Linked DNA regions of Homo sapiens: region 2 is linked to region 1. Evidence: chromatin contacts called from ENCODE Hi-C or POLR2A ChIA-PET data. All regions are on one chromosome and are shown on one strand. The core of a region is the stretch at or near the end of the contact, and the rest is flanking DNA. Distances in the headings are between cores, read along the strand shown. Region 1 overlaps UBE2D3 (ubiquitin conjugating enzyme E2 D3). Region 2 overlaps MANBA (mannosidase beta).

Region 1 (6,332 bases), core at 2,535-5,034:
AATCAAAACTTCATTTTTTAAAAAAGATACTATTAGAGCAGTTAAAACTTTGTGTTGATCATCTTAACATTTTTAAAGGTAGTACAATTATTCTTAGTCCGTATTTGTGTACTCTAGTTTCCTAGCCCTGTTTCTCAGTGCTGTTTTGCTAATATCTCTAATAGTCTTACTTAATCTTGTTGAAAGTAGCACTTTTGAGGTTAATAAGGTTTAAATTAATAACCCCCATTGACTGTAGTCTATAATACTATAATTTTTTAAATGGCAAAATGCCCTCTGGGAGCTAAGGTGTCTTAAAAGCTTAGAGCAAATCCTGTTAAATGGGACAAAGTCTCAATTCTTTTTTAATAAGACAAAAACACTTTATGTAGTCTCTTTTCTTTTTCAGTGTTTCTCGAAATTTCAATTTTATTCCATGCTGCTACAGAATACAAACTTACCCAATAAAAATAGCAGCTCCATTGAAAGAGCTTTCCCACAAATTGAAATATTTAAAGCACAGTTACAGGCTTGTGTACTGTTGGTGCATACATTGTTTGATTTGTTCAGTTCCTCAGTTTTGCAGGGAAAGATGTCAACATTATCTGATTTTTCAAGCTATCTATTCAATGATTCTAATTTTCTAAAAGACTTGGAAGCTGGGTTGTTTTTTGTTCTGGCCCCTCAGTTTGTTGAGAGCCTATTTTAAAGATTTCCAGTGGATTTAACAAAATGAACAAAATTTAGAGGACTCATTTATTTCCCCCAACCAAGTCAGTGCCATAGTGGGACCCTTACATAAATTTGTCACTGTGTTTAAATTTGATGTAGTGAATGAAAATAATCATCTGAAGCCAGTATAAAATAGGCATTAAACATTGTTGTCCAAGCTAGAGTGCAGTGGCTCTCCACCAGCATGATCATTTAACACACAAAAACCTGAAACACCTGGGCTTAATCCTGCCTCAGCCTTCCGAGTAGCTGGGACTACAGGCACATGCCACTATGCCTTGTTAAATTAAGATTTGTAGCTCTTCTTCCCATTCCCTGCACCCTTCTGAGAGAGCTTATACTGAAAGTTCTGCATTTTGTGTCCTTGATTTTGCACAGGAAGGCAAAAGATCACAGTTGAGGAAAAAAAGTTACCCACTTTGAAAATCTGTTTCCATTTTTAAATTCCTGTAGTTATAGGGAATAAGTTGTTCTAGTAGACCAAAAGAAGATTAATGTTTTTAGTTATACACGGATGCATTGATATTGTGGTAGACAGTTGATACTGGCTTTATCGTAATTTTTTTTTCTTTTTATGGAGAATGGGGTCTCACTATGTTATCCAAGCTGGTCTCGAACTCCTGCGCTCAAGCTGTCCTCTCGCCTCTGCTTCTCTGTTGTATCTTTTTTATTTAGGCATCCTTTCTTTTGCTTTCTAGTACTTGGTCTTTTGTATATGAGTACGTTCAGCTTTTCTGGGGTTTTTTTTTTGTTGTTTTTGAGACAGTCTCACTCTTTTCCCCAGGCTGGAGTGCAGTGGCGCGATCTGCAGCCTCTCCCTCCCAGGTTCAAGTGATTCTCCTGTATCATCCTCCCGAGTAGCTGGGATTACAGGCGTGTGCACTATGCGTGGCTAATTTTTGTGATGTTAGTAGAGATGGGGTTTTACCATGTTAGCAGCACTGGTCTTGAACTCCTGACCTTAGGTGATCCACCCTTCTCAGCCTCCCAAAGTGCTGGGATTACGGGCGTGAGCCACTGTGCCCAGTCTAGCTTTTTTGGTCTTGTTTTTTTGTTTCTGAGACAGGATTTTGTGTTTTTTTTCTGTCTCAAGACAGCTCTGTTGCCCAGACTGGAGTGCAGTGGCATGATCACAGCTCACTGCAGCCTTGACTTGTTGGGCTCAAGTGATCCTCCCACCTCAGTCTTCTGAGTAGCTAGGACCCCAGGCATGCACCACCATGCCTAGCTAACATTTTCGAAGAGACGGGGGTCTCCCTTTGTTGTTCAGGCTGGTCTCAGTCAAACTCCTGGGCTCAAGCGATCCCTGTCTTTGCCTCCCAGGGTGTTAGGATTACAGGCATGAGCCACGTACCTAGTGGTCTTCTGCTGTTCAAATGGAATCCCAAACCTTACCCTTCTGTGTTATTTCCGTGTTTATATGAGAAAGGGGATATAGAAGATATAGTAGTCCCTAGACTTAATGGGTGTACTGACTTATGCCATAGACTAAACTTAAGAGAAACTGTTAGTTTGAAAATGTTGAAGGCAGTAATGTATTAACATTGGTTCTATTTATTGTCTTTTTTTTTTAACTTGTGATTATTAGACATTGGTTATATCATTGGTAAGATGGAGCTGTACCATCTTAAAAATATTCTAATAAACTATATTTTCATAGTAGATAATTCATATTGTTATGCACAAGTCATGGAACAGTGAACTACATACTTGTTGGAAATAAAACGTTCATATTGAATTGTGCAGACTATATGTTAAGAGCAAACGTCTTTCTACTTACAGAAGTACGCTCTTCAGGGTCAGAATTTCAATCACGAGGTCAGGAGATCGAGACCCATCCTGGTTAACACAGTGAAATCCCGTCTCTACTAAAAAATACAAAAAATTAGCCTGGCATGGTGGCGGGCACCTGAGGCAGGAGAATGGCGTGAACCTGGGAGGTGGAGCTTGCAGTGACCCCAGATTGCGCCACTGCACTGCAGCCTGGAGACTCCGTCTCAAAAAAAAAAAAAATTTCAATAGTTAAAAATGGATGCTGAGTTTAAAAAAAAAAAAAAAGGTTGAGTTGAGAGAATAAGGAGATTAGAAAACAAAAAAGGTACTTAGCCCCATGAGAGTTTTTTTGGTTTGTTTTCAGGTAGAAAATAGAGTTAGTGGATTGGGGAGGAAGGATGGTTCAGGAAGAACAAAGAATTTAAGACAGTTGAGGGCCTCTGAAAGTGGTCTTGGAAGTTCAACAAATAACGTGAATGTTGAGCTCTCTCTGGTCTAAGCTCTTAAACTATGAGAATATCTAATTATAGCTATTTCGGTTTGTAAGAGATTGGCTTTTATGTAAATAAAAAATTTTGTATCAATGTGTTTGCATATATATTTTTACGAACTCTAGCTAAGATGATTGTCTCAGCATATGTTCAGGCATGTTCTCTCTCCTAATGGAATATATTATTTATGTGAATTGTGATGGAGTGTGCCTTTAAAAATAGGGTGAAAGTAACTGAAAGCAGTGGACTCATTTGCTTGTTTTCTTAAATTAAGCTTATGTGACTCACCCATTTTCTGTCTTGGTGTAGGAACTTAGTGATTTGGCCCGTGACCCTCCAGCACAATGTTCTGCAGGTCCAGTTGGGGATGATAGTAAGTAACTTGCAAGTTGATTTTTATGCCTAATTTTTTTTTAAGCTTGTGCATTTTTAGATAACCAGAGTTTTTTTTCTTTTTCTAGTGTTTCATTGGCAAGCCACAATTATGGGACCTGTAAGTATTAAGAATTTTTAAATTTAGTTTTAAGTGAAAATCCAGCATTGATTTGGTTGTAATTTTTAACTTGGTCTGTAGGTTTATTTTATCATATAGTTAATTCTATTTTGGATATTCCATAGTTGTACTGCATTTGAAAGAAAAAACATAATGAGTTAGTCATTTGTTACGTGTACTTTGTGTCTATCCCTGTGTTCACGTTCTAGAGTATAGCCATCTCTATGACCTACCAAACATCTCTGTATCTCAGTTCAGTTTTTCTACATAGCACTGTGTAAAGCATTGTCATGGAACTTCCTGTTATTTATAGAGACAAAGTTACTGGCTCTGATATGCCATGCGTTGTGTTACTCAGAGATCTTATTCTGTTACTGCAGCTGCCAATAATCTAGCTTAATTGTATTTTGATATTTGATTCTTTATAGAACTTCAGTTTATGCAAAATTTGAATATATTTAGGCAGAAAGTGATATTTTGAATATAGCAAAATTCCTTTCTATCCTGGGTAGATAAGCAACTATATGCTGGATAATTGAATATTCAGAATTATGGATACCATCTAAGAATTTCAGAGAATTAGAGCGCACTAAAACATCCTGGGGTAAGACTGTATCTTACACAAATATTTAACTTTTTTTTTTTTTTTAACTTGCTAAGGCGCTTAAGGATTTGTTTTCTAAGTTACATGTGTATCTTCCTGAAAACTGTCTTCCCTTTTTGGTGGTTTTATAAGCAACATAAAGAGCAATAATGTACTAGGTGAGATAATGGTCAGTAAGTAATATTTAGAATTCTAAAGGAAAAAATGCTCTTAGAGTTAGTAGATGAGTCGAATCAACAAGTATTTATTTAGTAATTCTGATTCTAACTTTAGTCATTTTTCTGTCTCAAATGTGAGTACATACTGTGTGCCAGGTAATAAGGATACAAATTGAACATAATAAACATCCCTGTCGATCTTATAGGGAACTTACACTGTATTAGAGGAGACAGATACCTAAAACAAGTGCTGAAGTGTGACAAGATGGAAAATAAGTGATTGGTGAATGAAGTGCTGAGTAGGATAAATTAATGGGAAATTGAAGCAGGGAGGATTAATTTAGAGTAATTAAAATGTTAGTGCCCTAAAGGTAGAAAAACTAAATCAAAGTAAGACATGGCAGGGGTGCAAATATTAAGTTTAATACTTTGAAACGTCCTGGATCATTTTAAAACAAAGTAACATTTAAAACAGTAAAAATAGTCCTGTAATAACGAAATGCACAATCCTGGCTTTGTAGTTATTAAAAGTACTTACTTTTATCTAATTTGGTAGCAATATTGTTTAATTTTAATACACGCAGTTAAATGTTGAGTTACCCAGTTTGGCCCACACGATATTTTTGAAAGTTGGCAGTCTTCAAATAAAAGCCTTCTGAGTAGGCCCACATTCCATAAGCAGTAATGGCTTGGGATGGAATGACAGCTGCCTCCCTTTTTTAGATGGGATATGTGTTTACCACAGTGCCTACTAGGTCAATTCCATATTATCTGCCTAGTGTTTTGTAAAGCAGTTGCTTTTGCAACCTCTAGAATTTTCCCATTTTGGATTACCAGTTTTCAAAGAATGCTATAAAATGCCTTAAAATAAAGCTCATCTTTGATTCAGAGGGTAGTTGATAGTTTCATTATAAAAATTGTCAATACTAAGAAAGCACAGAAGCGTTGGTAATTAAAACTTCTAATTGGATGGTGTGCAGAATAAACTAACTCTTTAAAACTAGTTGGTTTTTCTGCTTGACAGTTTAGACTTTGTTATTTTGAACAACACACTAGTTTTTCCCAAAAGGCAAGGAACATACCTATAGACAATCAAAAGGAAACATGAATGATGAGTGTATGGTAGTAATTTTTTTAGAGAATGGTGTTGCTTATTCTGACAGATTTTTTAGCAGTTTACTTAATTTGCTGTTATTTTGAGAAAACATTTACCTTTTTTCATTTTTTAAATATATATTTCAGGTGATGGCTATTCCTTGCTGAACTTTTTCAGCAACCTTTTAATATAATGACTAGCAGTTTTCTGCTTTTACAAACAGAAGCATGTGATTTTCAGAACCATTTAAATATTAACCTGATTAACCACAACTGCTGGGTTTTGCTTTGGTAGCAGTACTCACTGAAATATGTTTTCAGTTAAAAAGGTTAGTTCTCACTGTTGGTTGGGTAAATTTCAAGAAGGAGTCAAAGATTATAAAAATCCACCCAAAGTACGGGTATTGTCTTGTACATAAGTAAGCACATAATTTAGATGCCAGCTTTAAATAGTTAACTATATGCTTACTGTGGAGTGCACCAATGAAACAACTCATTTTGTTCTTTTGGCTTCTCAATACTTCTTTGTGACAAAGCATCACTGTATAAGATAAATAGTAGCTTATTTTGTGAGTATGGTTGCTCTATGTAGCAAGCAGTTGTGACCTAAAGCAACCCATAAATTACAGATTTAGTGGGAGAACTGGACAGTTAACAACGTCACTTTTGCTTTGGACTACTACTTAGGTCCCTTAAAGTGGTGCCAGTGCCACAGAACTGAAGATTCCTGACTGTAGGGAATATACCATCTAATTTTGAGTTTCAATAGAGTAACTTTGATTTTAGTGAGTTGTTGGGAAATCCTTTAGATCATTAGTTATGCAGCAAAATTGCTTGGCTTTAATAATCATATGTACTGGCTTATTCTTTCTGAAGGTAAGCTACTTCGGAAGCACAACTATTGACTAAAAACTAAACCTTCGAAAGAAATGACAGCATTGCTAGTTTTTTGTGTGCGTGGGTTTTTTTGGGGAGGGGGGCGTGGGGTACTGTATTAAGGTTAGTTT
Region 2 (6,332 bases), core at 2,422-4,921, 120 kb after region 1:
TATAAAGTAAAATACTATTACTTTTTACTTTATAAAGTATTTTTACTTAATTAAAAAGGAACAAATGTGTATTATTCTTGGAAAATTTATTTTATCTTTCCATTTGTCATTTTCTGTTTATGCTCCATAAAGTTTTTATGACTTACAATCATAACATTTTTAGAGTGGAAGTCTATGTAAAATATACCATTTTTGTTATTCTTCTTCAGAATGAAGGATTAAACTGAAGATTAAAAGAAAATTTCCACGAAGTTTTGATTATGACAGCATTGTGGAGCACATACTGGGTTTGAAGCTGCTTTAGTCTTACCTTCAATGAATCCTGAGAAATGCAGTGATAATGCTTAGCATATTATATATATATATATATATTTCTTTTTCTTTTTATATTTTAGATAAGAGTGCCCAGGAGTGGAATCTGGAAATAGAGTCTACATTTGATGTTGTCAGCTCAAAGCCAGTTGGTGGTCAAGTGATCGTAGCCATCCCTAAGTTGCAAACACAACAGACATACAGCATTGAACTTCAACCTGGGAAAAGGATTGTTGAGCTATTTGTGAACATTAGCAAGGTAAATGATGGTACTTCCTGAGAAGCACTGGATGAAAAGCAATACCTGTGCTAAAGAAATGATTAGAAAGGAGGGACTAAGTATGAAAGAAAATTCTACTTTCTCTGCTTATATTTGTCATTTTCTTCTCTATTTTAGTCTCTCATATATTTTCTGTGAGTATGAGCTAAAGAATGATTTTCCCAAACTTTAAGATTAAGAAAATAGAGAATATATTATTAATTTGGCAATTCTTTCTCTCATTTTATTTTTATCATTGTATTTTAATTTTCTGTAGTATTTGTAGTATCCTAAAGCCAAAATACATTCTATGGATTATATTTAAATAGCAGTGGTTATTTTTGATACTTGTCAATTATTTTGATTATTGATACTTATTCTACATGCACAATTTTAATTCTAAACTCATGATCTTTCATATATCAAGGTAGAACGGATTATTTTTATCTTTTCTTTTTCTTTTTTCTATTCCTCTAATTGATAATTGTGTACTGAAAAAGGTGGAGCAAAATAACATTCAGTAGCTGTTGAGATAAAGTAAGAACTCAAAATGATTTTTAGTTTTTGGCTTGAAAGAAGAGTCAACTTCAGAGTCCCATTTTAAGTGTTAAGAATGTGGAATAAATGTAAGCTCGGTGTTAGGGATAGGGAGAGTTGTTTTTCTGAACACTCATGTTATTCTGTTCTTTCCTTTTGCTTTTGATGTATTGATCCATGCTAGATTCCCAGCATGCTGATTTTTAAATATTATCAATGAATTGGTCTGATTGGGCATAATATAGGTGGGGAGACTTACATTGTTTTAGAACCTAGAGTTTTGTACTTGACTATTTGAGAAATTGATGTAATGCTTTGAGCCTTTTTTGCTGAAAATATGACATATTAGAGTGACTTTTAAATTTTCTTAAAAGAATATTACTGTAGAAACTTGGTGGCCTCATGGACATGGAAACCAGACTGGGTACAACATGACTGTTCTTTTTGAACTGGATGGAGGCTTAAATATTGAAAAATCAGCTAAGGTAAGTAAGTAATTTAAAATATTTTGTGAAATAATTTTATTTCTTTTAAAAATAGTAATACAGATCTTCATGGGAAAAGAAGAAACCGTCAAAACTCTTGTGTCCCCACCCATCAGAGATCATCTTTAGTAACAGCATTCAAAAGCTTCTCTCTCTGTGTGTGTATATATACATACATATATATACACACACACATATATATATATATATATATTTTTTTTTTTTGAGACAGAGTCTTGCTCTGTCACTCAGGCTGGAGTGCAATGGTGCAATCTTGGCTCACTGCAACCTCCACCTCCTGGGTTCAAGCAATTCTCCTGCCTCAGCCTCCCAAGTAGATGGGATTACAGGCACCCGCCACCACGCCCAGCTAACTTTTGTATTTTTAGTAGAGATGGGGTTTCACCATGTTGACCAGGCAGGTCTTGAATTCCTGATATCAAGTGATCTACTGCCTTGGCCTCCCAGAGTGCTGGGATTACGGGCGTGAGCCACTGCGCCCGGCCTTATATTTTTAAATGGATCATACTTTAGATATTATTTTGTCAATAAGTAGTCTCCTGCTATGATTTAAAATTGTACCTTATATCAAAATAATACATGTGTAATTTTAAAACTCAAATATTACTAGTAAGTTTATATGAAAAATAAGACCTCTTGCCCATCACTTCCTATTCTTACTTCCTACTCCCCAGAACCAACCATTTTTAACTTTTATTTATTTCCTCTGACATTCTTCTTCATTTTTCTGAATAAGGTGCTTCTACTGGTGTTTTCTGATTTTTCAGTTTTACCCATTTTAGGATATAGCACTAGGAATTGGAAAGAACTGCACTTTGTTATTTATTAGCTATAGGCTACTTACTTAATCTCAAAATATGTAAAATAGGGACAATAAGAACGAGATGGCTTGGATCTGGCTTATAAGAGTCATGGCATATAGTTAGTAGAAATGGTATTAACCCTCTTCAAAGATCTCCTCCTCTCCCAGACACCAGCTTCGGTGTTTACAGTTGGCTGGTGTCACCTCTTACATTTGGTATTTCCTCTCCTGTGGGCCAGACAACATGCTAAGGATGGAGATATGTCCTTCAGGAGTGCATTTTCTGTTTTTCTTTTGTTCAATCATGCTGTGTATTTTCTGAGACACTGTGAATGTGTGTGTGTGTGTGTGTGTGTGTGTGTGTAAGGGGGGAGGGGAGAGAGAGAAAGAGTGTGTATGTGTGTGTGAGAGGGGAAGAGAGTGTATGTGTGTTTGTGTGTGTGTGTGTGTGTGTGCGCGCGCACGCACACATGCACAGAGTTATGTACAGGGAGAACATCCTGGACCCGTCTTAAGGGCCAAAGCATTCACTCTTGTCGTACCCCTCTTGGCTGAGAGGATGTGTGCTGTCTCACACAGTGAGTTTGTTGTGTGTTGTTTTCATGAAAATGTAAAAAATAATGAGTCATTCCAACTTACTACAGAGAAAGAAGAGGAACTTCTGTCTTTTTCTAAGGGAAATAATTCTTTTACATTCAGGCTAATATGACTGTATTATTGTTCATTACACATAAAGATGCCAGCCTTTGAATCGAGCAGCAACAGGAGTTTGCTTTAAGGAGGATGTTTAACTGCCCCACACCTTGAGTTAATGCATGTGTGTGAAATGTGCTCTTTGGCTGTGGCTGCCGTAGAGTTGCTATTTTTTGAGGCTGATTCATTCAGTAAATACTTAGGGCACACCTACTGTGTTTTGGCTATTTTGCTAGGTGCTGGTGATAGAGCTGTGACTAAGACACTGTTTCTGTTTCTCTCTGAGACCTTAGTAGAACTAATGATCTGATTGGGAAGTTCAATCATTAAATGAGCCATTGGAATATATTAGCACTCTAGAGATGTAGAGAGTGCCATGGAAGTGCAGAGCAGGGGCATTCTGGGAAGATTCCCAGAGCCTGTGTCCTGAGGGATAAGTAGAATTTGGCCAAGTAATGTAGCAAAGAGGCGGAGGGAAAAGAACGTGAAGGCCCAAGGACTAGAAAGGATGTTGTGTGTTTGCAGAAGTGAAAGAAATTTCAATGCAGTTGTGGTTGAGTTTGAAGTTGAAGAACAAGAGATGGTGTTGTAAAAGTAGCTAGGACAAAGTCCTGCAGGGCCTAGTGAGCCACGTGAAGGAAGAAGCACTGTCCTGAGTGCTGCCAGGATTCTTGGAAGGATTTTAAGGAGGGGGTAAGGATTATATGCATATTTTACAAAGATTGTGTAGATCAGATTGGAAGGATGGCAAGAGTAGGGGACCAGTTAGAAGACTGTGGTGGTGATTCAGACAAAAAATGAGGATTGGTTGGTCTACAGAACTGCTGAGGAAATAAATCTGAAAGAGATTTAGGATATAACCTCAGCAGGCTTGATGATGTGGGGGTGGGAAAAAAGAAGGAGTTAGGAATGGTTCCTCAGCTGCTGGTTTGGGCTGCTGAACAGGCAGCCTCTGAACAGGCAGGGCAACTCTGTTCATTGAGTTACATTACTCAGAAAGAAGAGAAGGTTTGGGGGAAGGGGTTGGGTGGAAATTATTTCAGTGTTAGATGTGTTTTGTGTGGGGTGATTGAGAGACACCCAAGGAATAATATTTGATAGGTGTTTCATTAGATAGATCTTAAGCTTAGGGATTGCATGTGGGTTAAGGATATAGATGTGTAAGTTAGCAGAATGTAGATAATTGTAGCCATGGTAGCGGATGAAATACCTCAGGGATGGCACAGAGAAAAGAGCTAGGACAGAACCCCAGGCAGTCATAATTAGTAAGGTTGGGGTTTGGGGAGAAGCCAGTAGAAGAATCTAAGAAGGAATGGTTGACGAGGTGGAGGGAAAACCAATTTGAGTGGGGAGTCACAGAAACCAGAGGGAAAGAGTGTTTTAAGAAGCAAAGAATGTTCAGAGTGTTGAATGCTGCAAGGGAGTTCAAGTTAGAAAAGAATTGAGAAAGATTCTTTAGATTTGGTGGCAAGGAGATTACTGGTCACCTTGATCAGCATGGAAATCAAATTGTAGTGGGTTGAGGAATGACTCAAGGTATGGAAGTAAAGACGGTGAATATAGGCAACTCTTCTGAAAGCGTCTGATTGGAAACTATGCTTAGACCAGGTGGTAATGGTGGCCAGTTGGGATCAGATTGGCTTCACATAGGCAACTGAACAAATAAGTAAATATATTGAAGTGGTGGAAGCCAGCCTTTTCATGAATGGAGAAAGGTGGTATCAACATAGAAGGGGGGAAAGCTACAGTGGATTCAAATTGGAGCTAATAGTATGAAGTTATGATTTTCAGTATGTGTAGACAGAGAAATAAATGTCTTTGTAAATGCATGTGTATGTGTGGGTAGACACACACACACACACACACATTTCCTAGTTCTTTTCACACATTTCCTAATCCTTTCTCAGAGCGCCTGGGAAGAGTGGCTCTCTAGTAGCAGTGAGTAGATTTAGGACCCATATGTTGATTTGGAATACCACTCTGTGCTGAAAGCAATCAGGGCTCTTTGGAGAAATGACTGATTCTCGAGCTGGAGCCTGAAATATCTTGCTGTTCCAGGAAGTAAGGAGGTACTCAATAATAATGTGACACATTGAAAGGACACAAGGGCCTTCAGTCTTCAGTCTTCAGTCTTCAATCTACTATAATCTTCAAAAATGTCAAGGAAAGATTGAGGAACTGTCCTACAGTGGAAGAGACTATGTACGAACTGGGTGCAGTGCAGTGATCTTTTTTGTCATAATGTTATTGGGGCAACTGATGAAAACTTGAATGGGGGGGTCTCTGGATTCTTTGTATTATATATAGGAGTTCTTTGTATTATTGTTGGAACTTTATTACAAGTTTGCAATGATTTCAACATAGAAAAGGATACCATTAAGAGAATGGAAAGCAACAGCAAAATCCTGATGGAAAGGGGCCAGTAGCGAGGGAAAGACTAAAAAGAGTTAGAAAGCAGGGAGGTAGTTGAGAGGGCAAGGTCTCTGGGAGGTAGGAGATAAGAAGAGGATGGATTCACTTTGGGATGGGGGGCTCTGTTTTCGTTGTAATAGTGGTGAAAGATAACACATGGGAGGAAAGGATGCAGCTTGAGGATGGAGGTAATTTTGAAGGTCTCTAGGACCATTTAAAGTATATTTTCTTTCTATAAGACTGGCAAACACTTTTGTCAGTGGAGTTTTAGGGTGAAAAAGTAAGCCTGAGAAAGAAAGCTAGGGAGTTTTGGTCAAACAACATTTTATTTTTTATTTATTGTGAAATATGACACATACAGAAAAATACACAAGCCATAAGTGAAAAGCTTAATGAATTATGAGAAAATGAACACTCAGGTAACTGTCAACATGTTCAAGAAACAGAACATTAATTACTAGCACTTCACACCTCAAACTCTCCCCTCCCTTCTGCGAGCCTCCCCAGTAATGACCCCTGTTTCCTTCCCGAAGATCCACTATCCTGACATCCATCACTAGGTTACTTTTGTCTCTTTTTGAATTTTATGTACATGGAACCATATAGCATGTATTTTTTAGTGTGTGGCTAATTTGGCTCAGCATTATGTTTTTGACATTTAGGTACAGTAGTGCCTCCTTATCTGTGGTTTCAGTTACCCATGGTCAACTGTGGTCTGAAAATAGTAAATGGAAAACTCCAGAAATAAGCAATTCATGAGTTTTAAATTGCTCACTGTTCTGTGTAGCATGATGGCATCTCGTGCTGTCCT

What was found. A loop is a pair of places that touch in the nucleus more often than their neighbours do. ChIA-PET counts read pairs that join two places held with the same protein, here RNA polymerase II (POLR2A). Pooled maps may share reads with other maps.
Region 2: a pooled map shows a loop between it and region 1 (4-fold over the local background). The contact joins two enhancer-like sites. A Hi-C loop is called at or near these places in 3 of 37 single-sample maps with no recorded cell type and 5 of 50 pooled maps. POLR2A ChIA-PET finds 5 or more read pairs at or near these places in 3 of 52 experiments (MCF 10A, activated CD4-positive, alpha-beta T cell and naive thymus-derived CD4-positive, alpha-beta T cell).

Annotation. Positions count from the first base shown.
Region 1 is chr4:102,806,808-102,813,139 of GRCh38, reverse strand. It overlaps UBE2D3 (ubiquitin conjugating enzyme E2 D3), which reads left to right. Exons shown (of 8, transcript NM_181891.3): 3 at 3,285-3,348; 4 at 3,437-3,468. Among named protein-coding and RNA genes, the nearest start is that of UBE2D3, 18 kb to the left of the region's middle. Within about 2 kb of position 3,784, at least 4 of the 41 ENCODE cell types and tissues checked have a DNase peak (open chromatin) inside an H3K27ac peak, as active enhancers do.
Region 2 is chr4:102,684,835-102,691,166 of GRCh38, reverse strand. It overlaps MANBA (mannosidase beta), which reads left to right. Exons shown (of 17, transcript NM_005908.4): 6 at 396-571; 7 at 1,483-1,593. Among named protein-coding and RNA genes, the nearest start is that of MANBA, 73 kb to the left of the region's middle. RefSeq lists an enhancer at 3,408-3,457. Within about 2 kb of position 3,671, at least 6 of the 41 ENCODE cell types and tissues checked have a DNase peak (open chromatin) inside an H3K27ac peak, as active enhancers do.